Linked DNA regions of Homo sapiens: all the other regions are linked to region 4. A link is a loop called in an ENCODE intact Hi-C map of the cell type or tissue named here. Cell type or tissue: heart right ventricle. All regions are shown on one strand. Links, peaks and the distances in the headings refer to the core of each region. The heading gives the core; the rest is flanking DNA. Region 1 has its middle 120 kb from the start of COL21A1. Region 2 overlaps DST (dystonin). Region 3 overlaps DST (dystonin). Region 4 overlaps DST (dystonin). Region 5 has its middle 110 kb from the start of COL21A1. Region 6 overlaps DST (dystonin).

What was found. A loop is a pair of places that touch in the nucleus more often than their neighbours do. Peaks named below come from ENCODE experiments on the same cell type or tissue, not always from the same donor. Only the 100,000 strongest peaks of a DNase experiment are listed, where the experiment ranks them.
Region 1: it touches region 4 in a loop (3-fold over the local background); 12 of 110 quality-filtered maps call a loop at or near these places.
Region 2: a loop joins it to region 4, with 3 times the contacts of the local background. A loop is called at or near these places in 61 of 110 quality-filtered maps.
Region 3: a loop joins it to region 4, with 5 times the contacts of the local background. A loop is called at or near these places in 88 of 110 quality-filtered maps.
Region 5: it touches region 4 in a loop (4-fold over the local background); 34 of 110 quality-filtered maps call a loop at or near these places.
Region 6: a loop joins it to region 4, with 5 times the contacts of the local background. A loop is called at or near these places in 88 of 110 quality-filtered maps.

What each region holds. Positions count from the first base shown.
Region 1 is chr6:56,367,575-56,372,648 of GRCh38, reverse strand. It overlaps a transcript of COL21A1 not described here. Among named protein-coding and RNA genes, the nearest start is that of COL21A1, 120 kb to the right of the region's middle. In heart right ventricle, for the core only: a CTCF peak has its summit at 2,437; DNase peaks (open chromatin) are centred at 1,845 and 2,398; H3K27ac peaks cover 4,000 bases.
Region 2 is chr6:56,765,653-56,770,726 of GRCh38, reverse strand. The region is part of intron 4 of DST (dystonin); the gene reads left to right. Among named protein-coding and RNA genes, the nearest start is that of DST-AS1, 76 kb to the left of the region's middle. RefSeq lists an enhancer at 3,572-3,691. In heart right ventricle, for the core only: a CTCF peak has its summit at 2,626 (motif pointing left); no DNase peak of the experiment used is centred there; H3K27ac peaks cover 3,062 bases.
Region 3 is chr6:56,711,533-56,716,606 of GRCh38, reverse strand. The region is part of intron 5 of DST (dystonin); the gene reads left to right. Among named protein-coding and RNA genes, the nearest start is that of DST-AS1, 130 kb to the left of the region's middle. RefSeq lists enhancers at 849-1,410, 1,411-1,971, 2,137-2,186. In heart right ventricle, for the core only: no CTCF peak of the experiment used is centred there; a DNase peak (open chromatin) is centred at 2,994; H3K27ac peaks cover 3,705 bases.
Region 4 is chr6:56,849,531-56,854,604 of GRCh38, reverse strand. It overlaps DST (dystonin), which reads left to right. Exons shown (of 104, transcript NM_001374736.1): 4 at 3,001-3,208. All of the region lies in intron 1 of DST-AS1 (DST antisense RNA 1), which reads right to left. Among named protein-coding and RNA genes, the nearest start is that of DST-AS1, 8.1 kb to the right of the region's middle. RefSeq lists a silencer at 2,520-2,814. In heart right ventricle, for the core only: CTCF peaks have their summits at 2,419 and 2,626; DNase peaks (open chromatin) are centred at 2,714 and 3,275; H3K4me3 peaks cover 2,435 bases; H3K27ac peaks cover 3,068 bases.
Region 5 is chr6:56,356,889-56,361,962 of GRCh38, reverse strand. It overlaps a transcript of COL21A1 not described here. Among named protein-coding and RNA genes, the nearest start is that of COL21A1, 110 kb to the right of the region's middle. In heart right ventricle, for the core only: a CTCF peak has its summit at 2,542 (motif pointing left); a DNase peak (open chromatin) is centred at 2,562; H3K27ac peaks cover 8 bases.
Region 6 is chr6:56,639,409-56,644,482 of GRCh38, reverse strand. DST (dystonin) reads left to right here. Exons shown (of 104, transcript NM_001374736.1): 16 at 1,980-2,073; 17 at 2,382-2,536; 18 at 3,878-4,340; 19 at 4,426-4,554; 20 at 4,710-4,787; 21 at 4,872-5,033. Among named protein-coding and RNA genes, the nearest start is that of DST-AS1, 200 kb to the left of the region's middle. In heart right ventricle, for the core only: no CTCF peak of the experiment used is centred there; no DNase peak of the experiment used is centred there.

The DNA.
Region 1 (5,074 bases), core at 805-4,804, 480 kb after region 4:
CAGCCTTACATAAGCTGATAAATTCCCTTTTTGGCTTTAGTTACATACTCCCTTATGAGTTGAGCGTCTGTCACTTGTAAACAAGAAATTCCTGCCTTATATGGTGCTGTGTTCATTATTAGTGTAGAAATCATATTCTTGCTTCTTTATTGGGGCATTTTTACAGAGTTCTCCCTGCCAATACTTTCTGAATACTCTTGATGCGTTGACACATGGACAAGCCTGAGTGAGGAGGAAGAGAACCACCATTCCTGTCAGCCAGCCTGGTAGGTTGGCCAGTCTCTCCTTGTCCTGTGTAAATGCTTTCTCAGATCAAATTATCCAGATTTTCTCTAATTTTGCTCCTGTCTCCTGTATTTCAAGGAATACTGTTCTCAGCTAATGAGAGCATGAAATCCATGCTCTATGTCCAGTTGCAGGGTCAAAGTGTCTGCTTTGACTGTCTCTAAGATTTGTGGATTTGTACAGGAATCCATTTGTAAACATTTGATTAGAAGCCGGCTCCTTCCTCTCCAGGAGTTGGCATATCTCTGGCCCTGTTGAATTAGTGTTCTGGTGTAGGACACACCTCAAGGATTTATTCTCTGGGGGAATAAACATCTTGGAGCTGTCCCCTCATTTTCTGGGGCACAATACTTGTTGCCTTGTCCCCCTTCACTTTGCTAAGCACCTCTGGCCTCCCTGTTTCTTGGGTCCAACCCAGTCACAAGGGGACTCAGCCCAGCTCTGTGGAGCAGGGACTTGGGTGTGGATTCTGGAAACTCCTTTCTGCTTGTCCGATCATCTTCACTTCTCTGATGGCCCAGGGAGCTGAGGCCTTTAGGGGTTTAGCCCAGGAGAAATAGATGAAAGGTCAAGGAATTCAAATAACATATGAATGGAAAGTCTAAGGTCTTCTTGGCACCCAAAATGGTACCCACTTCTCCTGAATGGCTCAGACACTCCTGTGGATATAGTGTTCTTTCATCTGATGTCAATGAGAGGCTGAACTGCAGATTCTGCATGTCTCTGGCACTTCTTGGATTTATGAGGATGGGCCCCTCTACTCAAACTGCCCTTTCCTGGGGAACCCTGAGAAGTTCCAGTCTACCCAGGAGCTGGTGAACAGGCAGAAGAGGAAAGGCCTGGGATGGTCCACGTGAATGGGGGGAACTTGGGTTGAAGGCCGATATCTCTTCACCTTGGTTGCCCCTGAGGTGGGGCTGGGCACCTGACTCTCCTGGCATGCCCTTAAGCTGATAAAGCATTGGTCATCAGAATGCAGCAGATTGGGCTGTGATTCCTTGTCATTTAGATGAGCTGAAGCCAAACAACTCATAAGATGTCTCTTATCTTACCCTATCCCAGTGTACAAATGTAGTCCCTAAATCCTCTTTCTGCATTAGGATTTTCAGTGAATCTACTGAATAAATAGCAGATGCTGAAGAACTGAGTGACGATACATTTTTAACTTTTCAAACAGCAACTTGATGGCATTTAACTTCTCTTGAAGCTTCCAGACTCTGGAATATATCACACTTATTGGCTGAATTTCCCTTTGAACCTGGAGGGTTTTCAGCAGACATGAGTAACTGGTGAGCAGAAGTTGTGGTCAGCATGTGGTGCAGATCCTAGAGGAAGGGAAAGCAGGTTTTTAAGATGATCATTCAATTCTTCAAGGCATTTCCTTTTTCCATAAAAAGATTATATATTAACCTGATTAGAAATATGTAAATAAGCTGCCTCCTTCCTTTTATTTTCATCTGTTGCTCTGCAAAATCCATTCTTTTTCTGGGAATGGAAGGAACTGATGTAATTGTTCTGTGTGGAGGACAATGAAGAGCTATTGGATCTTTGCCAAGTACATTTCCTGCCAGGGCCTGTTCCTGCACTCAGTTTAATTATGAGCAATTGTTTGGGCTGTGATGTGAAGAAATATTAGAGAATGGAAAAAAAGAAGACCAGAGTTCAGAATATTATGCTACAACTGATTCATGTTTTGGCAAGAACTCTTAACTAGATTTTATGCTTTCGCCTTGTGATGGTATCATAGGGAGCAGCTTTGCCATATAAGCACATAAAGCCCAATTGTACGGTTTATTTTGAAAAGGTCCAAGTAAAAGCATTTGAAAAATGCAGGAATAACACCAGCTATAGGATAGAGTTCTGTGTTAATCATGTGCAGTGCCCTCACAGAGGGACCGCAGTTATTTTAAACTGCATGTTAACACCACCTGTATTTAGCTGGTGTGTCAAATTTTATTGCTTAGCTTTTCATATATTTGACAAATCTCACATTTTACAGAGAGGCTCTGATTAATTCTCACGGTGTGTGCTCAGAGAGGGACGTGATGCCGGTGGAAGCTGAACTCTGAGGAAGGCCGGGAACAGAGACAGGTTTTTCCAGATCGGGATCTGAATCAGGCAATCCAGGAGCCTAGTGTCCTCAAGCGGCCACTGCTGGGAACGTGAATGTAGGCGAGGACCTGGAGATCAGACTCCATGTGGGCCGTTGACCTTTTCTGTTTTTTTGATTAATAAAGGAAAAGACAAATACAGAAAAGCATAACAAGAAATTTAAAGTAGCCTAAAATCTCACCACCTAGAGATAACGCCTATATGGCCTCAAGTCTTTTTCTAGCTTATGTTTACACGTAAGCATATATTTTTGAATAATTACAACCATTCAACATAAACTGTTTTGTATGATACTTTTCCAATTAAAATATATCATGAGCATTTCCCTTGCTTTTAATTCAAATGAAAGAAGTTTTAGTAGCTGAGTGTGATTACCTTTAATAGCTGTACATTCACTCTGAATATCAATTGGTTTTGTATAAATATTTACTGTGGCTGTTTTAATTAGTTTCTGTTTGAATATCATTGAGGTTGAGCAATTTTTTCGTATTTATGGCCATTTATGTGATTCTTCTTTGGCGAATTGGCTATTTACATCCTTTGCCCATATTTCTATGATGGAGACATTGAATTAATTCTAATTGATTTAAAAGATCTCTCTCTGTTGAACACATTAACTCCTTTTATCATATCTTATAAAAAAAGTTTTCACAATTGTTTCCTTTCTTATCTTGTTCAGGATTCTTTTAAGATGGGAAGATTTACATTCTTTTGCAGTCACATACATCAGTTTTTTTTCTTTATTTTTTTTCTACCTTTATGTCCAGAAAAGCCTCTGGGTCTCAACATCAGACACTTTTTTTATCAATATTTTGATTCTTTCATGGACACAATTTTACATAACACCCTCTCACATCTTAGATTTCTTTTGCTGTGTGATATGTAGGATGGTTTTTGATGGGTCCTGCGTTTATCTAGTATTCATTTTGTTTTGAATTGACTTATGGCTATTCTTACCCTGTTATCAGACTGCTTGAACTATTATAACTTTATAGTATGCCTTCATTATCTTCTAGGGTAAGTCCTTCCACTTTTTACTAGTATTTCCATCTTTAAAAAGCCACCAATGATTAAAATAACACTTTTACTTAAGTGTTTTGAATTGAATTTTGTCTTTTGGCTATAGTTAGGAAAGATGACCAAAACAATTGGTTCTCGATATTCAGCTAATAGTAGATACTCTGGATTCATACTTAGTATTTATTTGCATTGATTTCTAAGCAATCTGTACTCCACCTAGCTTGTTTCCAAAGATGGCAGAAAATACCATGCTGCCCATTCTACAGATAGAGTCTCAGCAGTGAGCATATTACATTTTTAATGGAGAAATTATGTGGACATTTTTCTACTGAAATAGTCACAGTTAAATAAAATGAATGGTATACCAGCATCCAGCATATATTTGAAGACTGCTGTAGAAGATTAAAAATTAGAGACCATTGAAAATTTCTCTTCCTCAGCACCACTGAGAATAGGAACAGGAAATGTCCCAAGCGACACTTGCTCACAGAGAATTAATGATAGGAAGTGACCTTGAAGCTTCGTTCCCAAGAAATATAAACAAACTTTCCCTGGCAGCCAATGGCAGATAACTCTGAAACAAAAGGAATGTAAGTGAATTTTAAGGGGGGTGAGGAGAAGAGGTTGTGGAGTAAGAACCTGGTTCCAACCATGACCAACTGGAATTTTAATCAAATAACAAAGTGGTCACTGCCCTGGATAGCCACTGTTGTGCTCTTAACCGAGATTTTCTTCTAACTGTAGACAAATCAAGCCATTTCACATTGAATTTTTTCCTCTGCAATGCATGAAGCTGTGTAATCATCCACCTAAAATTATCTTATGAAAGAAGTGTCATTTCAATTCTTTTTGATTTGTCCACATCTCTGAAGAACACACTTTTGATGTGTATAGGTGCAGAGATTTAAAATTTTATATTTGTCTAGTATATAAAAATTATAGCTCAACAAATGAGAGAATAATTTAAAATGGTTAGGTTGTCCTAGAATAACTTATTTTAATGTTTAGAATTATTTATGAAATAAAAAATTACAAATATTCTGCAAATACCCCCCTGCTTAGTTGAGTCAAAGGACAGCTTGTTGAATAATTTCTGGTTAGAGTGCTGAGATTAGCACAAATTAGAAAAGGTTAAAATTTTTTTTCACAGTAGTTTAATTGAAATGATTGTGCGCAAATGCTTTTGGGTGTTTATGATATACCTTTAAGAATTGTTTCTTCCAGGTGCAGTGGCTCATTCCTGTTACTCCAGCACTTTGGGAGGCCAAGGTGGGCAGATCACTTTAGTCCAGGAATTCAAGACCAACCTGGGCAACATAAGGAAACTCCATCTCTACAAAAAATTAAAAAATAGCTGGGCACAGAGGCGTATGCCTGTAGTCCCAGCTACCCGTGAGGCTGAGGCGGGAGGATCTCTTGTGCTCAGGAGTTCGAGGCTGCAGTGAGCTGTGATTCCTCCACTGCACTCCAGCCTGGGTGACAAAGAAATACAAAAAAACAAAAAATTGTCTCAGTTCCAAGTAATAGAAAACTAGATGAATTAGCTTAAACAATGAGGATATTTACTAACTTACATAACAAGGAATTCAGAGGTTAATGTTCCAGAGAAGATGAATTCATTGGCTTGGTCATTTAGGTTCCTACTTTCTGCTGCTCT
Region 2 (5,074 bases), core at 722-4,721, 84 kb after region 4:
GCCCAGCCCCTTTGTTTTCATTTTTAAAGGCAGCAGGTTTTACTGTAAGAGTCCCATTTTACAGGTGTAGCAAAAACTAGCCTGGGAAAAATCCTGGTTCATCATTTCAAACCCTTATTATGTTGCAGCACTCAGGTAAATTGACTGAGGATGCCAACTTTTAGTTTATCCAGTAGTGAACCTGAGCCCCCAACTCTATGTGGATGCATGGAATGAAATAGGGCATCCCACACTCTGCGTTTTATTGTATTAGCAGGGTTTGAAATTAGGAGAAATTATGATCTTTATAAATTAAATTCAGCTGATTTTCAGCTTAACTAAATTATTTTTATTGAGTCACTGCCTTTTACAACTTGAAGATAACATTAGGTCCAAAAATTATATCATACTTTATGGCGTAACACCAATACCATGAGGCCTGGGAGTCAAACAGACCAAATGTTGAAAACCTGGCTGTACCATTTTTAAGTGGGACTTTTCATGATTTGTCTAACTTCTCTGTACCCCAGTTTCTTTACCAAATTAATGGTTTCCTGGTTACTATTGCATCATTAAACTCTCTTATCTGCTGTTTAGGAGTCTTATCTGCTGTTTAGACACTGATTAAGTTATAACACCAGAATGGATGCTCTGAAGGGCAGATTCATATGCAATGAGAACATATAGTGAGGCTTGACTGAAGGAAGTCAGCAAAGGAACATCAATAAATAACTCTTTAGCCAAAATTTTGATGTAACTGTATTGATTTCCTTACACATGAGTTTTGATATTTTATTTCTACTTTTAGTATCCTTTTCGTATGTGTTAACTCCATGTTGGAAGTGGGCAGAGTATGGATAATAAAGTAATAAGAGAATAAGCTTTTTGAGGACAGGAATACATTTTTTCTTTCCTTCTTTGTGAAACGGGGTCTCAACTTGCAACGCCACTTGCCCAGGCTGGAGTGCAGTGGCGTGATCTTGGCTCACTGCAGCCTTGACCTCCCGGGCTCAGGTGATTCTCCTGCCTCAGCCTCCTGAGTAGCTGGGACTACAGGTCCCTGCCACTACACGTGGCTAGTTTTTGTGTTTTTTTGTAGAGATGGGGTTTTGCCATGTTGCCCAGGCTGGTCCTGAATTCCTGGACTCAATCCACCCGCTTTGGCCTCTCAAAGTGTGAGGATTACAGACATGAGCCACCGTGCCTGACCAATTTTTTTTTAATAGACTTTTAGAGCAGTTTAAGTTTACAGAAAAATTAGGCAGAAAGTACAGAGTTCCCGCATCCTTCCTCTTCTCACATCATTTGGGTTAATGCCTTGAAGTGTAATTGCTGAATTATATGGTAAGACTATGTTTAGCTTTGTAAGAAACAACTCAAAGTAGCTGTATTGTTTTGCATTTCCACCATCAGTTAAAGAGAGTTTCTGTTGCTCCACCTCCTTGCCAGCGTCTGGTGTTGTAATCTTTTTAGATTTTAGCCATTCCAATAGATGTGTATAGTGGTGTCTCACGTTGTTTTAATTTGCAATTCTCTAATATGGTGTTGAGCATCTTTTTATATGCTTATTTGCCAACTGTATATTTCCTTTAGTAAACTGTCTGTTCAGATATTTTGCCCACTTTTAAACTGAGTTGTTTGCTTTCTTATGATTGATTTTTTAAGATTTCTTTGTATATTTTGGATACTAGTTCTTTATCATATATGTGATTTGCAAATATATGTGTATATTGCGATGGAGTCTCACTCTGTCACCAGGCTGGAGTGCAGTGGTGTGATCTTGGCTCACTGCAACCTCTGACTCTCTGGTTCCACTATGCCCTGCTAAGTTTTGTATTTTTAGTAGAGATGGGGTTTCACCATGTTGGCCAGGATGGTCTTGATCTCCTGACCTCTTGATCCGCCTGCCTTGACCTCCCAGAGTGCTGGGATTACAGGTGTGAGCCACCGTGCCCAGCCATGATTTGCAAATATTTTCTCTTAGTCTGTGGCTTATCTTTTCATTTTCTTAACAGTGTCTTTTGCAGAGTGGAGGTTTTTAATTTTAATGAATCCAACCTATGTTTTTTCTTTTATGGATCATGATGTTGGTATTGTATTTAAAAATTCATCATCAAATCCAGGGTCATCTAGATTTTCTTTTATGTTATCTTCCTAAAGTTTTATAGTTTTGAATTTTACATTTAGTCTGTGATTCATTTTGAGTTAAATTTTGTGAAAGGTATAAGGTCTGTGCCTAAATTTGTATATTTTTTGCATATAGATGTCCAGTTGTTCCAGTACCATTTGTTGAAAAGATTATCCATTCTCTGTTGAATTGCTTTTTCTTTTTTGTCAAAGATCACTTTACTAAATTTGTGTGGGTCTATTTCTGGGCCCTCTGTTATGTTCCTTTGGTCGACTTGACTTTTCTTTTGCCAAAACCACACTGTTTCGACAACTGTAGCTTTATAATAGGTATTGAAATTGGGTAGTATTAGTCATTCAACTTGTTATTTTCTGGGATTGTGTTGTCTATTCTAGGTTGGAATAATTTTTTATACCTTAGAAATAAGCACTTGGTAAATATTCTGTGTTGAGAAACTTTTTCTCGGTACACAATGGTTACCTTTTTAAACACAAGTCAGATCTGTTATTCTTTTGCCTCAGCTCCCTCCAGTGGCTTCCTATTTTAGTGAGAATCAAATTGAAGGTCTTCGAAATGGCTTATATGGTCCTGTGGTACCTGGCTCTTCTGTTACCTCTTTAGCTTCATCTTTTAATACTTTTTGTCTTGGTCTCTTTATTTCATACCTAATGGCCTCCTTGCTCTTGTTTGAGTACACCAGGCATATCCTGTCTTAGGTCTGTAGCAGTGGCTGTTGGCTTTATCTGAATGTCTTTCTTCCAGATATCTGTATGGCTAACTCCTTCATCTCTTTTAAGTCTTATTCAGATGCCCCCCTTCTCAATGGGGACTCTCTGATCATTTTATTTAAAATTCCATCTTGCCTCTCACTTGTCCCTCAACCTCCACACCCTCAATTTCTCTTAACCTGCTCTGTTTTATTTCACAGCCATCACTATGAACATCCTCTAATACTTATTTGTTTTATTTATTTATTTATTTATTTATTTATTTATTTATTTATTTGAGACAGGGTCTTGCTCTGTCACCCAGGCAAGTACAGTCGTGCGATACCAGCTCACTGCAACTTCCGCCTCTTGGGTTCAAGCAATTCTCGTATCTCAGCTTCCCGAGTAGCTAGGATTACAGATGTGCAACACCATGCCACGCTAATTTTTGTATTTTTAGTAGAGATGGGATTTCGCCATGTTGGTCAGGCTGGTCTTGAATGCCTGACCTCAAGTGATCTGCCCACTTTGGCCTCCCAAAGTGTTGGGATTACAGATGTAAGCCATCACTCCCTGCCACTTGTTATTTTTATTATTATTGATTGCTGTTTCTCTTTTTGTTAGAATTTAATTCCACATTGTCAGGGCTCTTTGTTTTGTTTACCAGTGTATCTTCAACTCATAAAGCATAGTAGGTTTTCAATAAATATTAGTTTTAAAAAATGTATGAATGTGTAAGTTGAGACTGATAGAGCATTAGCTGTGTGCAAGAATGCTGATTCATTAGATCTTACCTGATCTTTAGCTGATGACCTTCTAAGATGAACTGAAAACTGAAACCAAGCCAAAGAAATGTTTTTAGAAAATTCATTGATTTTTTTTGACAAGCTGCAGCTGCTTGTGGTGGTATAAATAGGTTTCCTTACTGTGTTATTTAAGAGTAGCTTAAGGGCATGAGCCAAGTCAAAACAGAAAAAAAGCACTGACTCATTAGATTTTTAAAGCATGGGTTGTCCACTTGTGTTTCTAGGTTAAGAGAATTGGGGTTTCCCATATAATCAGAACTATTAAAGGTACTGCAAGGCTGTGTGCGGTGGCTCATGCCTGTAATCCCAGCACTTTGGGAGATTGAGGCGGGTGGATCACCTGAGGTCAGGAGTTCGAGACCAGCCTGACCAACACGGTGAAACCCCGACTCTACTAAAAGTGCAAAAATTAGCTGGGCATGGTGGCGCGTGCCTGTAATCCCAGCTACTTGGGAAGCTGAAGCGGGAGAATTGCTTGAACCTGGGAGGCGGAGGTTGCAGTGAGTCGAAATCACGCCACTGCATACCAGCGTGGGTGGCAGAGCGAGACTGAGTCTCAAAAAGGAAAAAAAAAAAAAAAAGATACCGCAGCAATTGCAGAGAAAGGCCTTATATGTCTGATGAGAAACTGCAAGCTTTAGAAAGACAGCAGTGCTATCTTCCCAAACAACATGATAGCCAGCATGTCAAAGCCAGATTTCTTTTACCCATCTTTGTATCTCGGCATCTAGCCTGGTTAGTACTTGGCATGCAGTAGGTGCTCAGAAACTACTTGTTGAAAGAATGCATTGTCAGTGAACAGTGGTCACATTCATGATGTGGAAATGTCATGGACATGGGAGACATTATACTCATGTGTTCTCATGTGTTCTTGTTTTATAAGAACATGCTTTTTATACTGTATCATAGAAATTGTATTAAGCAAATTGACTTTGACTTGAAGTCTCAGGCATGTAAGCTTTCTACAAAATGTGAATCCATGCTTCAATTAATCAATCTTTGAGAGATAAGGCTCAACTTTCACAGTTAGAGTGGATGGATTGGGTTTTGGTCCCATGAGGCTGTAGTGTAAGAATACTAACTTGTGCGTGTGACTAGCTAAGTAGGACAAATCCTTTTGCTCAGATTCTCTTTGCCCACATATAGTTCAAGTAAACACAATGAACCCAAAACCAAATTTGCTAAGTCCTTAGAGGAAATGTTACTTAGGTGTTTTTAGAATGTTTAAAATTTTTGAGTTTTTGGGTGGTAGAGATGCCTTTGTTTTCCTGCTTAGGAAAGTTGAATAAAAGGCTGTCATAGCTCCATTCCTGATAGTTGTCAGGGACCAATAACTGAAGTCTGAGTAAAATCTTTGGAGACTTCTTCCAGATGCTAGTAATTGCTTTAACTTGAGTCTGTCTGGCAGTACCTCAAGATCTCTGTTATATCTCATAACTCATACTTCACCATTC
Region 3 (5,074 bases), core at 660-4,659, 140 kb after region 4:
AGTAGCTGGGATTACAGTTGTGAGCCATCCCCCCGGTTCTCTTTGCCTATTTTTAGATTGGGTTTAAATGCTCGTATTGTTAAGTTTTTAAAAAATAATGTATGCTTTTGGTATCATACATAAGAAATCTTTGCCTGACCCAAGGTCATAAAGATTTACTGCCATGATTTTATCTAACAATTGTGTAGCTTTAGCTGTTACATCTAAGTCTATGATTCATTTTGTGGAAAAGGTTCAAGCAAATGATTTTGCGTAAGGATATTCAGTTTCCCAGCATCATTTGTTGAAAAGGCTATCCTTTCTCCACTGAATTGCCTTTGTTCTTTTGTCAAACACCAGTTGTCCATAAATGTACAGGTCTATTTCTGGACTCTCTGTTCTGTTCCATTGATCTATATATCTATTTTTATTGAAAGTGTTTTGTTTTACGATTCATTATTCAGTCTTGAAATTTGATTTATCTAGACACTTTCCAGCCAGTCATTTACCAGACTAATTTAGATGGATAAGAGTTTTAGGGGTGGAGGGCAAGCTTCCTTTTTGCCCTCTTTGAAGATTTGCTGAAATGCTGACAACAGACAGATTCATAGGAGAAAAAGGCATACAGATTTATTTACGAATGCGTAGACTTGGAAGTCCTTCAAATATGAGACTCAAAGAAGGGCCAGATGGTTAGGGCTTATGTACCCTCTTCACAGGGGAGAGGGAAGGGGGGCGTATAGGAAATTTTAGAGGGGCAATAAATGATTTTCAGGGGAAATGAATGAGCTTAAAGAACAATGGCCTGGGTACAAAGTTCCTCTGAGCTCTGGGGAAGCTGCTGGGAAGGTGAGGGGCAGAACTTCATTTGTCTTATTATTCAGATAAAGTCTTTTAGGTAATCTCTCTGAGCTGCCCTGAGAAGAATAGATGAAAAGTCTGTCTGGGCATGGTGATGACTTTTAATCTCTTCTCTTTTCTGTGGTTAATCTTTCCTGGCTATTTGATGTAACTGCTAGAGAGAGGTCTTAAGGCAATTGCATTTCTTTTGGACAGAAATTTCCCTAGTCAGCTAAGGAAATTCTAGAGATCCTCCCTCTTTGCGCTTGGTGAGGAGTGGGAGAGAAACAAGAGAAGGTTAGAAAGTTAGGCAACTTCTAAAGACTTCCAATTTCTTCTCTTCAAAGTGCTCAGCATGCCAAAGCACCATACTTTGGAGGTGTCATTCTGTGCTCCTTAATAGGGGAAATACTTAGGAGGCTTGGCATGCAGAAGTGGACATTTCTCTTCAATGTGTTAGTCATTCAGAAGCAATTTACTTAACTCCAACTGTGTGGCAGAACATGATGCCAGGCACTAACTCCGATAGATGCCATGATGGGCCTTGGGGCAAACACAAATCCCCTGCTAGGAAGTCATTTGATGGGATTTGTGAATCCATTTCCTGAGTTTCTGTTTTTTTCCCTGTGATCCGGCAGGCATTCAAGAGCCCACAGCTGAGTGCATGGCTAAGGTCAAATGCAAAGTGTAGGTGACTAATCTTTTGTTTATTCAACAAAAGTTCTTTGAATATCTACTATATGAAAGGCACTGTGTCAGACATTAAGCATTTGCAGTGAGGACCAAAGACAGGGCCCTTTCTTCTTAAGGAAATTATTAATACATTTATGTATATTGTCTACATAAAACTATAAGTAAAATGATGATTGGTGTACTGGTATAATCCAAAGAATATGGGAGTGCAGAAGAAGGAAACCATCACTGCCTGGATGACGTTAGAATTTGACCTAGTAGGAAAAGTAAGATTTCAGTAACTAGAGGAGGAGTTATCAATAGAGAAATATCACAGCAGAGGTTTTAGAATGTGACCTCAAATATTCAGGAGACATTTTGTTTCAAAATCTCTCTTAGCCATCAGGAATGGACATGAAGCTCTAGTTAGGGCACTGGGACCTGAGCATCTTCCAGTAAACCCATAGCTGTTATGTGGTTCACTTTCAGAAGTGTGGCCCCTGATTTGCTAGGTGTTACCTGGCTCTAGCCTGCTCTTGGTGAAACTTGTCACTTTAAAAGGGAGTGTGCTCAGACAGGGGCTGGAGAGAAAATAACTTCCACTTAGATTTCAGCTTTAGTAAGAGACATCAGTGCAGTACCTCTTCTGTGACACTGGGCTTTTACAACTGGGAAAACTAGTTTTTAAGCATCTGTGGTCCGGAGATCTCTGTTGAGTAGACTAGAATCTGAAAGTTTGGCAGACTTATGATGTCATTTAGGAAGTGATCACTTTGAAACTTTTAATCCTCCTACAGAAAGTATATTTCTGTTGCAGAGATTAATTTAACAGGAGTGTATATAGCATCTGTCAAATTTTTAATTAAGTAATTAAAAGAATAAACCTGTATTTATAATTCCATTCCAAACATATCAGTTCCCCAGATATGATTTTGGGTGGTTTTATTTTAGAAAAATATGAATCGTGGTACTGGGGACATGGAGTGTCATCTGGATTTAAGGAAACATTCTTTGACAGGGAAGAGGTGTTAAGCATCAGAACGGATTGTAGCAGTGGCAGTGGTATCTCATCATCTGGGGGTGTCTTTAAAAATAGTTTTAGTGTTCCTCTCCTTTTGTCAGTTGTCTTGATCATAATCCTGGGTTATTTCAAAGGTTTAATGAAGAGGATGCAACCAGTTGCTCTCAGTTGTTTATTTTCAAGGACCCAAGGAAATGAGCTTATGTTTAAAGAGGAGTGAATTAGTTTGCATATAAAGTATCTGAAAGTATCAGAGTATCGTCAAAGCCTTAAAACTATAAAATATGCTATGAAGAGACCCCTAGATTTTCCAGTCCTTGAGACTTGAAAAAAAGAGATGAAGCAACCACTTGTGTCATGCCTATCCTAATCTCTCACCTTAGGAAATAATGCTCTGAAAGGGACACCGGGAAGTGCCCATGATGGCATGACCAGAAGGTGTCTGCACTCCTGGCTGGCTGCACCTTTCCTGGAGCTGTATCTACCAGTGGATTCTGTTACTTGCCCAGCACTAACCCCGCTCTATGAGGACCTTGCTTCCTCTCGAGTCTGCAGCCTGACTCATATTGTAACCATTCCAGCAAGTGGCTCACTGTTCGGTTAAGGATAGAGCCATGTAAGACATTATCCAGGAAGTAGATGAAGTTAATTTTTGAGGTTCAGGTAGTTCTTTGATTGTGTGTGTGTGTGTGTTGAGATTATAGGTCAGGCATTGACAACCTATAGCTCATTTGACAAAAGCCCCAAAAGAGATGATTCAGCTCAGAAGTATTCAGGGTAGTTGCCACAACCAGCACTTTAATCAGAATTGCAAAGTAGTTGAAATTTTTATTTGTCACATCCTTATATTCCTTTTCTGATGCTTCTCTTCCCACTCACCAGCTGCCCAGGGTCTTCAGACTGCCTTTTACCTGGAATCATACCATGCCCTGCACTGCAGTGCTACTCCCCTACATGTTATTCCATCTTATCACCAACCATGATTAAGATTTCTTTAAAACCAATGATAGGTAGGTATAAAGAGAAAGTCAGTCTGGTAAAGTGACCTTGTGTTAGAAGCACATGACTTGAGAGGTTGCTGTATCTGTCCCAGGAGCTCTCTTTTTTTGTTGTTGTTTCAAAGACAGAATGCTTTTACTTGAATACATCTCTAAATTTATAATGATCAATTTGAATCTGATTTATGAATTTGGTATAACGTTACAAGAGAGTCATTAGCTGGGAGGATTTGATGAGGAAATACACATTTTTTGAACTAGTGTGAATTTTGATCATGATATAAATTTAAATAAAACTAATTTAAAATTATTTAAAATAACCTTTGCATGATTTTTATTTTAAAGTATTTACAATTCTGTTTTAAAAGCTTTTCAGTAAAAGCTGGAATTTAAAAATATAGTGGAATCTCTTTAAAACAGTGGTGGTAAAGAATAAGACTGTAATGGTGTCATTATAGACTACCTGTGTCAAGCAGACTTTGTTACACCTAGTTATATTTTTTAAGTCATGGCACACAGATGAACTATGTCTAATTAGCTATTAGTATTATAATAGCATTCTACTTCGTTGTCATTATTTGTCTTTATATTACAACCACACATTTTCACTTATTTCCATCAAAATTTTGTTTCCTTGATTAGGTTTTCTCCTTAGACACGTTAAGTGATAATGACCCTTGCTTTCCCAGCTTTTTCTTTCTTTTGCCCAAATTATGAGAAAGTAGGAGGAGTAGGAAAAAGGTGAGCATAGTAAGGATATGGATTGGTTTCTCCTCTTTTCCTTATGCTGGTGTTAAAAATTGCTCTTGACATAGTAGTACTTACCATGATTTTTTTAAGGTGAAAAAGAGTTTAAAGAAAGATTTATATAAGTAATGAGCTAGGAGGATATTTGAAAAACCTGTAAAAGGTAATGCCCATATTCTCCTGCCAAACAGACAGAATACTGGAAAGAAGCATCCTTAGTCTTATCTAAAATACCTCCTCCTATTTTTTTTTTTTTTTTGAGACGGAGTCTCGCTCTGTCGCCCAGGCTGGAGTGCAGTGGCGGGATCTCGGCTCACTGCAAGCTCCGCCTCCCGGGTTCACGCCATTCTCCTGCCTCAGCCTCCCGAGTAGCTGGGACTACAGGCGCCCGCCACTACGCCCGGCTAATTTTTTGTATTTTTAGTAGAGACGGGGTTTCACCGTTTTAGCCGGGATGGTCTCGATCTCCTGACCTCGTGATCCGCCCGCCTCGGCCTCCCAAAGTGCTGGGATTACAGGCGTGAGCCACCGCGCCCGGCCACCTCCTCCTATTTTTAAAAGATTGCACAATAATATTTATTAGCTGTTCTTCTCTCTCTCATATGTGGAATGGGTAATGCTGATGCCTTTACAAGCCGACGCTCGTTTGTTAGACATTGTAGTGTGGAGTTTGTCAAGAATACATCTTTAATAATCTGTCCAAGGAACTGGACAGATACCAAAAAAGATATACTATGCAGAGTATATTGATTTCTGAATTTATTTCTCCCTTTCAGTTACATTACATTATAATTACCCCACACCAAGATCTGTACAG
Region 4 (5,074 bases), core at 366-4,365:
ACATATGGGTAACTATTACATGTACATGCACACGCACATATTTTAAGAAATCATTCTTTATGAATTATTTCTTCTTTACTAAGTGTAGATCAGTAACATTTTTGTTTAATTGCTATAGAGTAGACTATGGTATCCATATAACTATATTTAAACAGTCTCCTATTGATGGACCTAGCTACCGAATTTGTATTTTAATAGGAATCAAACCTTAGGCAACAATAGTAGAATACTAGATAGGAACCTGGGGCTTTTGTTGATTACAGGAGCCCTCTTCCTTTGTCCTACCTTTCTAAGCCCCACATCAAAGGTTAGGCTCTGGCCTTTGGGTGAGAGAACATATTTGCTTTTCTTAAAACAAAAGGGAACTGTAGTTCCGCACTCTTTTCTAGCCCCCAAGATAGTAACATGATTTGGCAAGTCATTTCAAATCAATAAAGAATATAATAGGTTTTCTTTAGGATCAATCCACTTTAAAGCAGCTCCATTTAAATCTGTTTCCAATTTTCAGGGTTCAAATGGGCCTACTTTTATATAGTTTACCTTATATTTTTAAAAAGTATTCATGAAAATTTTTGTGGGAAAAAATCCGATACTTTAATTGTTAAAACACTTGGATCATGTAGCCTGGGAGAGACTTTGCCACATATAAATATGTATGATTTCCCTCAGTTTGTGTGTGTGTGTGGGGTCCATATTTTCCTATGATATATTGTTGAAAGAAGTGTTGTTGATTGTCTTTTCCTCTTTTTCTCTCTTATCTGTTTACCAATGACACTACCAGATTAGAGGCTGCACCAGTCAACACCCATGGGTCCATGGGTGGTAACTGTTCCCATCTGGCTATGAGTGATTAATGGTGTTTATGTCGTGGCATAAATCACATTTCGTTGTTCAATCAGCTGAGACTCAGGCCATTAAAAAAATTTACTCTACAAAAATCAATAACCAGTGGTTTTTGGAAAGGAGCAGTTCTTTAACAGTTATTCTCCAAGTCTGTCTGTAAAGATAAATAATCAAATTACTATCCTCACTAAAATAGTACAGGTAACAAGAAATATAATCTCACAGATAAAGGATGACCTTAAATAAGGACAGATAGGAAGCCATTTTTAGGAAGATAGAAAGCAGCCAAAGAAACCCAATACCCTCTTAAAAGTCTTTAAGAATGTCACCCTTTTATGCAGAGCCAGCCAAAAACAAAATCTCAGAAAGCTCAAGATGGATTTTCAGAAAAGCATGGAAAATAAACTGGGTTGATAATAGCATGCTGTGACTGACCTAATGCCACTCACAACTCCCTATGGATTGTAGCTACAATACAGAAAATCAATTTTATTTACTTTTTGCCTCAAGTTTGCCTAATGCCTTATTGTCATTAGAAAAATATACAGACTGTAAATAAATAAATTAGCCAAGATGATGAAATTTTATGTAAAATAAAATGGAAGACAGCTTTTTTGGGGGGAAAGAATAGAGAGCTACGTCTTACATACCTCACTTTGTGGGAAATATTACGTGAACTTCTAAAATAATGGGGTTTACACCTACTATGTGCCCACAAAAAAGAAAAATAAATAAAATAAAATAATGGTGTTGACCATGCATAGCCACAGGCCTAAACAGATTGAGGTAAGGTTGGTAGTCCTGATGCAATTAGAGTTTATTTCACGTACCTAGGGTGAGTGTTTTGGGATGTGGCTCACACAGCCTGTTTGTGCTGCAGTTGCCACTGCTTTTGTGGGAAGCCCAGTGTTTTTGCTCAAATTGGAGCATGCCTCACTGATTTCTGCCTGTAACTTGCTTCTTAGGAATCCATGGCTGCAAGTTACATTTCAGGAATTCGAGTTATACCAGTTTTGCATCTTTACCATGAGTCTCAGCGAAGTAGAATTCTCAGTAGGAAAGTCAAGACTTCCTTTTGATATGTCGTTATGTTTATAATTTTGCAGCAGAGATAGTCAACATCCTTGTTTCCTTAGTAAGCCAGTGGCTCTGTAAATAATCACAAACACAACCCAACAAAGAAGGAAGGAATAACATCTTGTGCCTTTTCCCTCTATGGAAGATATTAACACTTTTATGCAAGACATGACCCTACAGATTTGCTCCAGCTAGATGAAGGGAGGACTAACCTTCAGGCAAAGTGCTTTGGCAAAAGCATCCTGTTTCTCATTTCACTGTGTAATGACCAGGAGCTGAGAAGAGCTCTGTTTCCTGTCACTGCGCAGCATCATTCTCATTTACATTATTGGCAGCTGTTACTTTGCTGGAAGTTTAAATTATCTTGAGAACTCTAAACCGAGTTCAGATGTTTGTTTATTGGTGCTGCCATAGGCTTCTGAAAACAGTCTTTTGTGTTCTCCCAGTCTTAAGAAAAGGCTCTTCTCAGAATCAGCCCTTCCTCCCTCCTTGCTCTTTTCTGGGAACCTGCTTCAGTCTCATGAAGAAAATTAAATAAAGAGGACAGGGGCTTAAAACTGGTCAGAACGGAGTCTCCAGTGGTGAGGTGACTTGAAGCGGAAAGGAGTTGGGACTCAACATCCTGCATTTGTGCTTTGTTTTCGAAACTTCGAGTTAGTTGCATTGATGAATTAAGCAGCAGGCTAGTAATGGAAAATATTTCTACTGTCCTGGTGGGGGAGCCAAATACTATAGGTTTGTAACAGGAAGGCTGTTGATTCTGGCTTCATTGTTGGGCCAGTCATTTGTGAGCTGGTGGCCGGACCACAGGCCACACACTTCTTCCGTGCAAATCTTCATGTATTGAAACTGCCTGTGTATTGTTTTTACGATTGGAGACTTGGCCAAGAAAAGATGGTGAGCTCCGGGTTTTATTTTTTTGGTTTCTGCATATTCCCTCAGCTCCGAGGATGGTGCAGGATATGCCAGACCCAGTTTGGGGGCAGGGAGGGCGGCGGTGGTTGGTGGGGGAGATGTTTAAATCATTGAGCATATGTGAGTATTTTGCTGTTAATGCTTTTTCTGTGTCATTCTCTGTAGAGTTCCGGGAACGCGTCCTATCGCTGCTCTATGTCTTCCTCTGCGGATTTTTCCGATGAGGATGATTTCAGCCAGAAATCTGGCTCCGCATCCCCAGCTCCGGGAGACACCTTACCCTGGAATTTGCCTAAACATGAGAGATCGAAAAGAAAGATTCAAGGGGGCTCAGTGCTGGACCCTGCCGAGAGGGCAGTGCTTCGGATAGCAGGTAAGAGCATCTGGGGAAGGGGATGGAGTGGGGGAAGAGAGTTGCGGAAATTCGCCCATCTACCTCCTGGGGGGCCATAGCGGGAGCTGATGCACTGGGCAGGAATCTGTGCTCAAGGTGGGGGAGGATGATGACCATGTTTACTTTATGCCTTGTTTTACCGATAGAGCCATTTGCCCTGCCTGCTGGTGACTAAGCTGTTTGGCCCTGCCTTCTGGTTGGACGAATCGATTCCTTTGAAATGCAAGGAAATATTTACAGACATTTGCACTAAACTTTCCTAATTACTGCATTAGTTACCATAACATTCTGAAAGTATTAGCTCCAGTGATTGCTAGTATATTTGCGGGAAGCTGGAAGTGAGCAGCCTTTATTTTCATTTTTGCCCAGGGGCACTGAGCTACGCAGATTGAGAAGATCCATGGTTTTTGGTACCCAGGATTGCAAAGCATATTCCAGCAACTTGGATGTTGTTTTTCTTTAAATGTAGCATCTCTGTCTGCATCATTGTATCCATAGCAGCTTTCTGTCCTTAGTGCTTTTGAGGGTTTGGCCATCACGCCTTCCTGATTAATTAATACATGAGATGTGCCAATGTTTCTGTTCTGTGTTACCCGGTGTTCCCTTGCATTGGCCCTAAAAGCTGAACCAGAAGTGATGGCTTGTTTTACCCAGCTGAAAGCTGAGAACACTGTGGAAATCAACCTTCCAACCCCTGCGTGGTTTGTGTGTATGTGTCCTGTGCATGAGAGGTGCTTCCAGGGGTGTTGTTCCTTTCTTCCCTCAATATTTTTTTTTTCTTTCTTTCTTGGAAATGGTAACAGGGCAGGATGGAATGTGTCCTTGGGGACTTTCTTGCAAAGGCAGAAGGCCAGGTGTTCTTTAAGTTTGTTTCTGCATCCAGTGGTTCAGGCTTCCTTTCCTTCCCTCTCTTCCACTCTTAACTCTGGGGGTCCCTTTCCACAGTTGTTTTTTTTTTTTTTTTTTGCCTCCTATACTGTATTGCAAAGTTGGTACTTTCTCTTCCTCCAAGGGGGCTGGAGGGGACCAGCCCAGATTCCGGCCATCAAGGCAGCTGAGAACCCCCTTTTTGTCCCCCCAGTGGGATTTTCTGATTACGGGAAAAACAAACAGTGCCTAGCCAGCCATTCTCTAGTCAGGGTTTCTGGGGCAACAGCCTTGAGCTTCTTCTGGCTTCCGCTGTGAGATGCTGGCTGGTCTCACCCAGGCCTTTGAAGAGCAAGGGGTGGAGTGAGAAAGGGGAGGTGGAGGGAGGATGGAGACTGAGAGTGAGCAGGGGTAGACTTGGAGAGTCAAGGCAGACCAGAAAATGTTTAGTCACTGAGGCCTGCCTCCTTGCCCTGTTGAGAACTTTCCCGCAGGTCTGAGGCTCCAGCGAAATGAATGCCTATACAGATGACACTGCCCATACCAGATGTTTGACTCAGCAGAAAGGGAAGATAGATGAAAGGAGGGTGTGAGTGAGAAGTTACTGGGGGCTGATGGCCCACTTAGGGCATCAAAATGGGATACCTGTTCTATGTATTTTTTGGAAGGTAGAAGGTGCTTCTGGGCTGAGAGTTTTGATAGTAGTGGCAGAGATGGATATTTTGCTTTCAGTAATGAAGGAGGGAGTTATGACAGAAAGACAGGGCAGGTGTTTGTTAGGGGGAATGAAATTAGATAAATTGGGAAAAACTCTACTGGGCAGGAAGTCATGAGAAATTGGTAGTACTAACCATCATTGTACACTGCAGGTGGGGAAGATATTGAAGAACTCTATGTTCTAATGGGATGCAGTGTACATGAAGGTGCTGATGCTATTAGTAGACTGTGGAGTCATTGATGCAGGGGCCATCGCTTGTT
Region 5 (5,074 bases), core at 577-4,576, 490 kb after region 4:
ACAGCCAGAGAGCCAAAGGAAAAGGTTACGTCTGTTTGAAAACAATGCTTGATATCCTTGTGGATGAACCATGGACACTTTGAGCTGTGCTTCCTTACACAGGCTTCAGTAGAAATGCTACTTAAAGAGATATTGGTTGCCTTTGTGTTGTTTATGTTGTAGAAAAGAACACACACACACACACCACACACACACACGCACACGCACATACGCAGCCATCACTCATAACCCCACAGAGATAACTGCTTTGACTTTTTGATTTTTTTTTATGCTTGGATCTTTCGTTCCTAATTTAAAATAATTCTGCCAACCAGAGTTTCCTATTATTACCATTTTGGTGCCATTATTTTTAAAACCAAAATTGTAGTTATTCTGATTTGGAGCTTCTTTATCTTCCTGTAGTAACCAAGTGTTTTCCTTAAGCCACTGGATAATCTTCTACATCATTTCAAACAGGTACCTGATAGTCCACTGAATGGATTATAAGGATGAAAAATAATCCTTTGTCACTGAGCATTTAGGTTATTTCCAACTTTAGGCTTGTTTTCCAATAATGTTTATAATATTAAAAATAAAATTAAGCAAATAGTTGTGCAACCTGCAAACAAAATCATGATCACTGAATACCCTGGTTATTCTTTTATGAGACGGAGCATGACATGGAAGAAACTCAGGAGACGGACATCCCACTGGCTCTGCTTTTGAGGATGTAGTTTAGTCTCATCCTCGTTTTACAGTGTAGAGAACTGAGAGTCAACAAACTTGAGTTACCTCTCCCAACCACAGAACAAGCAAATCATAAAACCCGAAAGTCTCTGACTTGCTGTCTTATGCCCTTTATTTGGTTAATATTGATTGATTGATTGATTGAGACGGAGTCTTGCTCTGTCACTAAGGCTGGAGTGCAGTGGCGCAATCTTGGCTCACTGCAACCTCCACCTCCCAGGTTTGAGCGATTCTCAGCCTCCTAAGTAGCTGGGATTACAGGCACGCGTCACCACAACCTGGCTTATTTTCGTATTTTTAGTAGAGACGGAGTTTCCCCATGATGGCCAGACTGGTCTTGAACTCCTGACTTCAGGTGATCTGCCCACCTTGGCCTCCCAAAGTGCTGTGATTACAGGCATGAGCCACTGCGCCCAGCCTATTTGGTTAATATTTAAATCCAATATTCTTAGATCTAAAAATACAAATAAGAAAAAAGGTGAGGGTTGTTGCTGATAATAATTCCAGCATCCTTTCTACCTGAGACTTATAGAATCATATTTCTGTTATTTAGATACATTTCCACTTATTTTAGGGATGGTGCCCTGGAAAGATACCGTATGTATTTGGTGTTGTCAACCTACACGATTTTGGTTTTAAATCTTTTCAATGCCTTTTTAAATTCATGCTGGCAACTTTTTGCAAAAACGTTTTTACCTGTTGCTATTGCATTATTCCATCCCCTTCCATTTTGGTTTCTATTTCTGTTAACTCTTGCCACCACATCATCACTCTGAGTCCTCAGGTTCACAGTGTTTATTATGGCTTAGACTCTTCTCATATTTAATAAAAGGGCCTGTTCATGTCTTTCATCGGGTTTGCAATAATCTCAGTATCATGCACATCCCTGAGTCTAGCATCTGTTCTCCCTGACTTTGCAATTTTGAATTCTGCTATTGTAACCTTCAAAGTGGTCCACATCACATCAGTGTGAAGTCGAACAGATGCCATGGCACAATGCAACTGGCTTTACTCTCTTTATGTGCTCAACCTATTCGGTGGTAGATGTGACACGACCCTCCCTCCACTCCCCTGTCACTTTTAGTAGTCTAAGCCTTCTGCTTTCTCATCACCATTGTATCTTCAAGGACTTCCAATTCCAGGAGAATGATTTAAAATCCTGTGAAAAAGAATCAGTGCTTCAAAACCTCTCTCTGTCATTCTTTTTAGGTCAATAGAAATGTTCATTTATGTGATTATTTGCAGTGCAAATACGATTATTCAGTGATGTTTTGAGCACATCATATCTTGCTAGTTTATTATTCCACAGTTTGCAATGACTCTTTGCAGAAGGAAGATCACAAATTAGATTAAGGAATATGTTTCATTTCCTTCGATCTAGGACACGGATAGGACTTCAGAGACTCCAGCAATTCTCCTTTGTCTTGCTTTTCAGACTCACATAATAGAACATCAATCTTGCAAAGGATCTCTCTGCCAAAACCACTGAGTTTAATTTAATGCACTACTTGGTCAAGACTGGAAGTCTTTATCTTCCATCCTCCATTAATATATCAATCTTAAGCATGACTGAAAAATGGGTACATTACTCGTAAAGATAAATTTGTGCATGTGCTCAGAAATGTCTCCTTTAGAATAATCAATAACAGATGTCCGATTGCCTCATATTTTCAGGTTTGAAATGTGACTTTATTAATGTAATAACGAATTACAGGACATAAACAGAAAAAAACCCAAACCAACCAACCCCCACCTACTTCCATGATCTGATTCAGGGAACTGAGTTGAAGAAAGGTATTGTGAGGTGCTTTGGTGCCCTCTGGTGGGTAATCATCTGAACAACACAGACGGTGTTTTAGTCATAGTTCATTTTGAAGGGGCCTTGGAAATCTGTTCCAATCCCCAAACTATAGGAGACAAAACAGAGCCCACGGGGCCCAGTGACTGGTGCAGAGTTCCAGGAAATCGTAATCCCGTGTCAGTCTAACTTGAAGCATTCTTGTTAAGGTTACTGGATAAGTATATAATTATCATATATTTGAAATTGTTTTCAGAAAATATTATCAGAAAAATTCTTCCACAGAGTAATTTTGGTGTGGAATGATCTGATGTATTTTATGATAACTTTTAGACAATGAAATTATATTTTAGAAGTGAATTATAGTCAGTTTAAATACTTACTAAATTCTATGAAAGTTTTGAGAAAAATTATTCAATATATTATAGATAGAAAATGTGACATTGATAAAATAGAAAAATTGCCAAGCTTTAACCAAACATCTGTTGAATGGAATTTTTTTTTTAACCATTGGGAAGGGAAAATACACCACATTATACTGTTGGATAAGACAAAACTTCTACACATATTCCTATAGCTCTATTTATCCATTTGACCATAACGTGCATTTTCATGCAATTTAAAATATTAATAAATGTGACTTTTCCAGAATATTTGGAGATTTTAGGCTTTTTTCTTTCTTCTTTAATTTATATTCTTTGAGTATCTCTCCTGACTTGGGGACATGTTTGGTAGAATTCCATATTTTAATGCTAAACTTTTCTTCTGATACAATTTAAATTCCAGCAAGATTTAATCAAAACTGCTAGAAGCTTAAAAACATACAGAATTGAATTATGGATTGTGTATACCAGTGGGTTGGAGTTGTTTTAATTTCTATTTTTCTTTCTCTTTCTGCCTCCTTAGGCTGTTGAATTTTACCATGTAGACAAGAGATCTAGGGAAAGAGGAGAAGGGAAGATATAAATCAAATTACACTTTGCAATCATCGTTTGAAGATTCAAATTCAGACGTGAAATCAATTGTTTAGAGAGGACATTTATGTTCAAATTGTAATATAACATCGTCTGTCTCAAACTTGGTTTGGGGTTTTTTTTTTACATATTAAAATTTCAGATTATCTTCAAATGTTGCTTGATTTGATTCAATCAGATTTGGCAACTAAAAAGTCCTAACAACAACAGCAAGAACATCTACATCTCGTTGAGAATGGACTAGGTGTGAGCCACTGCACTTGGCCTTCTCTATATTGCATTCCCTGAAACCTAAAACCGTATCAAAAGTGACACATCATCATTTTATATACCCCTTAGAAAAAAAGTGCAACTGAAATATTGCTAAATGATTTAATATCACATAGAATGTCATTGTATATATATTGAAAGAGCTGTATTAGGCTTAGCTAGACATTGATTCTTTTATCAGATATCACTCTTGTGCATGTATAAAAAGGTAAGTACGAAGAAATTGAGGTATTTCTAAACGTTTTTTGCATTCAGTCTATCTTCACTGAATCACTCTGACTCAGAATTGTTGAGGTTCTTGTTTCACTACCAGTATTGTCTTCTGTGGGTAGCACAGCATTTTTTAGAAGATGCCTATTATCTCCCATGCCACTGATACCTCTTCTGCAAGGCTTGGCATGCCGTGAAGCATTCTTGAGGTGTCAGCAGAAGGTTTCCAGAGAATAACCAGGACCCAAACTCCTTTCTCAAATGGTTCTGAGAACTTTGTTATTGTTTTCTGTCATTGCTGAAGATAATTAAAATTTCTCCGTGGCAGAGCCCTGCTGCCCAATTACAAAAATAACATCAACAGATCAATCTCCACAATCCTGAAGCAATCATGGCAGCTTTGATGATTTTGGTACAGGATGTGGTGAAAAATGTTATGGAATTCATCTTTATTTGTTTTTCAGAAATCACAATCAGAGCCCACTTACATTTTATGCGTACTTTCACACATTGTGTAGTGTCTTGTGTATTTCTTTCACCTCCACTGGAAGTTGAGTTCCAGTCATGCTACCAGTGTTAGCGAGTTTGTGCATGGACAGGCGATGATAGCTACATGCAGCTACACTCTTACGGATGGCAATTGTAAGATGCTGTAGATTGTAAGATACACTTCCATTTTGGAGATGTCAGACATGGGGAGACATAATTTTTTGAATCAGTGAAGTATGATGTGGTACTCTTTAATTTCCATTATAACCTTGTGAGGTAGATACTGTTTTCTCTAATTTACGGATTATTCAGTGAAACTATAGCACTAAAGGAAGATTTAAGAATACAGAGAACAGACTTTGCAAGAGGAATGGTTGCTTTGAGTTAGTCCTTTCTAAGCAATTAGAAGAAATGAGGAGTGATTGTTTCAGTTCATGGGACCTGGTATTAGGTATGTATCCTATTTACAAAGAAGTAAATTTATGATATATATTGTCTTTAGTGGGCCCAGAAAAAAAATGCACAGAATACTGAAGAATGTGTAAAAGTACTGATAAAATGTAACTGACCTCTAGTTTTGATTTCTGAAAAACAAATAGAGATGCAT
Region 6 (5,074 bases), core at 273-4,272, 210 kb after region 4:
CAGCGCCTGACACAACATTAGAGGTGCTCAGTATTGTCATGTTCTCTGTGCCTTACACATTGACTTCAGGATTCAACGTTGTGAAATAATGCATAAAATAAATATATGAGAGCATGTCTAACCTGTCAGTCCTTTATTAAATTACTGATTACATTTATGTTAAAGTATAATAATATGTGTACATAACTGGATTATTAAAACCAAAACAAGCCATAAATATACAGGATGCAGCTTTTACGGAAAAGGTAATTTGAGTGATTGAAATGAGATACTATGTTAATCATTTGAAATAATGGAAAAGTATTCCAGAGGATACAGAGTAGATTTTTAGTCATCAGAACAGTAGCTGAATTTTAAGATATGTTCATAAAAGAAAGCAGAGAGTGGTTGAGAGTTCAGGGCCTAGAAGCCACTCAATTTTAAATTAGATTATTAGCTCAGCCTGCAAAGTTGTATGATGTTAGACAAGTTCTTTAACCGTCTAAGCCTCAGTTTCTTCATTTGTAAACAGGATGTAATAGTGCCTACTACATTGGGTGGTTATGAGTATGAGATGAGTTATGTATCTAAAATGATTAATTTCTTGCACATAATAATTACTTAATAAATGCCAGGTGCCACTGTTATTGTTTTGAGCTATTCTGTTCACTCACTATATTTGATGTGGCACTCTCACACTTGATCTTAGCCAAAAGGCCAAGAAGCAATTGGTGTGGCACTCTCAAATTTCCCCTTTCTTGACCCCTGAAAAGAAAAATATCTATTCTTAGAGTGGAGAAGTAACAGTATTATTGGAGGTAGGAAAATATTTAGGAGGCTGGTTGGATAAATGCCTTCATGTTTCTTCATGCGAATTTTTTGGCATTGTCTATGTATTGCGAGTAATAGCTATGTGGCATGGAAGTGTATGAAAAACAAATGGGAAAGAGCCAGTGTTCTTATGCCATGTAATATCCTATAGAATGGAAAAACAAGCACAGACAAATTAAATTTGTAAGCATTGCATCAGTATTCTACTTGGCACTTTATAGTAGGTTTAGAAGTAACATTACTGGGAGCGTGTCATATAAAGAAAGGTAAATGGATACTTTTTCCATTAATTTAACCTAATAAACAAATGACATGGTGGTTAAAATGGAAGCGTACTTTGCTTCTCATCAAATTCATTTGTTTATAGGTACTTCATAATTTCTAGCTGTTTGCCTTCCTTACATTATTCAGCACAGACCTGGTCTTTTGCAGAAGTCAGACTATGATTGGATATTTGTGTTCTTTTAGCTAATGATTGGTATTGCCAGAATAATCTTTACTAGTTGTCCTGGACATCTGTGAGGCATCTGAGTTGTTTTTTAGGTGGTTGCAATTGGATGACTCTTAGTGCAAATATTTGGCATATCCTTTCCAGTGACGCCCAATCTGCCTGCTTTGTTCATACTTGTAGGGTTTTAATACAAGCTACAAAAGGCAAACCTCAGCTAGCAAACGAATGGCTTTAGGCTAGATTCTTTTGAATAGTTATCAGCATATTATTTGCTGTGTGTTGCATATGCATGTTGAAGCATATTTAAGGAGCCACTAAAAGCTGTAATATTCAGCTGCCACTTTTCACCGTTAGAAGTAGAGCTTTTTCCAGACCTCCTACCTTTTAGTCTACTTTGAAAGGTGAAAGAAAGAACATCGTTTCAGGAATAAAAATGCACAGTAGTAGTTATAGTTACCGTAGCAGTGATTCTGTGTTTAGTAACACTACCAGCACTCGAACCAGTCTTGATTCAAATGAAAATCTTCTCTTGGTTCATTGTGGTCCAACACTGATCAACTCTTGCATTAGCTTCGGCAGTGAATCCTTTGATGGACACAGGTATTGAATCATTGGTGTGGGATTGTGTTTTACTTTTTGATGGGCAGCACTTTTCAGGAATGGTGAGCTCTTTGACTTCAAAGGGAGAAGCTTTATTTTATTTTGTCTCATCTTTTAGGTTAGAAATGTTGCAACAGATTGCCAACAGAGTTCAGAGGGACAGTGTCATCTGTGAAGACAAACTGATTCTTGCTGGAAATGCTCTTCAGTCTGTAAGTTAATTTTAGGAGCCATTGGGGTTGTGGTAGAGGAGTCACTGTGCGTTTGGATGAACTAAAACTTTTACATAATGTTTGGTTGATTCTTCGTAATACTCTCCACTGAAACTTAAAGTTTGTTAAAGATTATGATTGGTGTTTGCTCTCTTGAGAGACAAGAAGAGGGAAAACATATTTTTGAACCAACAAGGAAAACTAAAGAAAGCCCAAGTAGGCTTCTGTTCCAATATTTGATGTTTTATATTTCAGGTTGTTTTGAAACTTGTTTCACAGAATTAATACTGAGTTCTTTTAAAATACAGGATTCTAAAAGATTAGAATCAGGAGTGCAGTTTCAGAATGAAGCAGAAATTGCTGGGTATATACTTGAATGTGAGAACCTTTTACGCCAGCATGTAATTGATGTACAGATTCTTATTGATGGAAAATACTACCAGGCAGATCAATTGGTACAGAGGTAAGAGTGCTACTTATTCTTTCTCTGTCCTTTTTTTGTGTAACTGTTTCATGGGCATTTGAAATAGGAATGTAGAGTATGAAAATTTTATGAAATATATTTCTTTGCTGTTTTTTAGTTGAAAATGTGTGTCACATTTTTATATATTTTGGTGTTTAAGTAGGTACTTGTCTTTTAAAGATTAGCAATAGAAAAAATATTTTATGGTGCGTATAATACTGCTGCAGTAACTAACTCGTTAAAATGAATACCCTAGATATAGATGTAAGTTACATGCATACATTTACATACATTTAAAGTATTCATGGGATGTTTGAAAGAGAAAAAAATCTAAGAAAAGTGTCTGTTTTTTGTTCTTTGAGATGCAGTTTTGCTCTCTCACCCAGGCTGGAGTGCAGTGGTGTGATCTCGGCTCACTGCAGCCTCTGCCTCCTGGGTTCAGGCGATTCTCATGTCTCAGCCTCCCTAGTAGCTGGGATTACAGGCACCCGCCACCACACCTGGCTAATTTTTTGTATTTTTAGTGGAGGCAGGGTTTTGCCATGTTTGCCAGGCTGGTCTTGTACTCCTGACCTTAAGTGATCCACCTGCCTCAGCCTCCCAAAATGCTGTGATTATAGGCATGAGCCACCATGCCTGGCCAAAAAGTGTCATTTTTAATTCAGCTTTTTAGTTTTCTGTTTATCCTATTATGAAAATGTTCATAACAAAATCTTGAAAGAAAATACGTGTATAAAAACCTTTATCACTGAGAAGTGTGTGTATGGGGGTAAGTATGGAATATTTCAGGCTATAACCTCTCTCTCTCTCTCTCTCTCTCTCTCTCTCTCTGTGCATAAATATGTAAATGCAAAAATTTTAAATGATCCTTTGACTCAGTAATTTCACCTTTAGGAATCTATAGTAATTCTAAATATGAAAAATATATACATAAATGTAAAAATGATCATATTATGCTATAGTAATTGTATTCATTATAAATCATAGTTATAAAGACAAATAAGATTGAAAGTCCTCATAGTACAATGCTCATTGAAAAAAATCATGATGCAAAATTTTAGCAATGTGATTTCAATTGCCTCCTCATTTTGCTTGTTTGTATTTTTGAGCCGTTTAGGCATACTGAAAAATTGAGTGAAAAATACAGAGTTCCCATATGCTCCCTTATACCTCCCTCTTCCCCTGTTATTTACATCTTGCATTAGTGTGGCACATTTGCTAAAACTGATAAGCCAACATTGATACATCATTATTAACTAAAACCTATAATTAACATTAGAGTTCACTCTTTGTTACAAGTGCCTTTATATTTCACCTTATCCCTTTGGATTTTCTTTTCAGGGTTGCAAAACTGCGTGACGAAATTATGGCCTTAAGGAACGAATGTTCTTCTGTGTACAGCAAAGGACGCATACTGACAACAGAACAGACAAAGCTCATGATATCAGGAATCACTCAAAGTTTAAACTCAGGATTTGCACAGACCTTACACCCTAGTCTGACCTCAGGGCTGACCCAGAGTTTAACACCTTCCCTAACCTCTTCTAGTATGACTTCTGGCCTGTCATCAGGGATGACTTCCCGCCTGACTCCATCTGTCACTCCAGCTTATACACCTGGTTTCCCATCAGGATTAGTTCCAAATTTCAGTTCAGGAGTAGAGCCAAATTCATTGCAAACTTTGAAGTTGATGCAGATCCGAAAACCCCTTCTAAAGTCTTCTTTGCTGGATCAAAATTTAACAGAAGAAGAAATCAATATGAAATTTGTTCAGGATCTTTTGAATTGGGTTGATGAGATGCAGGTAAAAAAATGTTTACTTTACCTGAGTGTTTCAGTCTTTATTGTTATCAATTTCTTTTTTAAACTTAGTATTTTACTGTCTGAAGGTACAACTGGACCGCACTGAGTGGGGCTCAGATTTGCCAAGTGTTGAAAGCCATTTAGAAAATCATAAAAATGTTCATAGAGCTATTGAAGAATTTGAATCTAGTCTCAAAGAAGCTAAAATCAGTGAGGTATGTGAATTTAAAATTTGTATATATTTCATTTTAGTTTACTCTTGTTTTGCTTTTTACATGAAGACCCTGTAAATCAATAATAGATACATTAAGTGTGAGTCAGAATTCCTTCAGATTCCTGACTGGAGTGTCTTTTTAATCTCATGTTATAGATTCAAATGACAGCACCTCTTAAACTGACTTATGCAGAAAAGTTGCACAGATTAGAGAGTCAGTATGCAAAACTCTTGGTAAGTTTTTTTTTTTAAACCTTCTGTTTCCCTTATCTATATTTGGCAAAAACATGATTCTTATGATGATTTTCCTTACTAAAGAATACATCCAGGAATCAAGAACGGCACCTTGATACACTCCATAATTTTGTAAGTCGTGCGACTAATGAACTTATTTGGTTGAATGAAAAAGAAGAGGAGGAAGTTGCTTATGACTGGAGTGAGAGAAACACCAACATAGCTAGGAAAAAAGATTATCATGCTGTAAGTACACCCTTTGTACTTGCATACTAGGGTTGCATTTT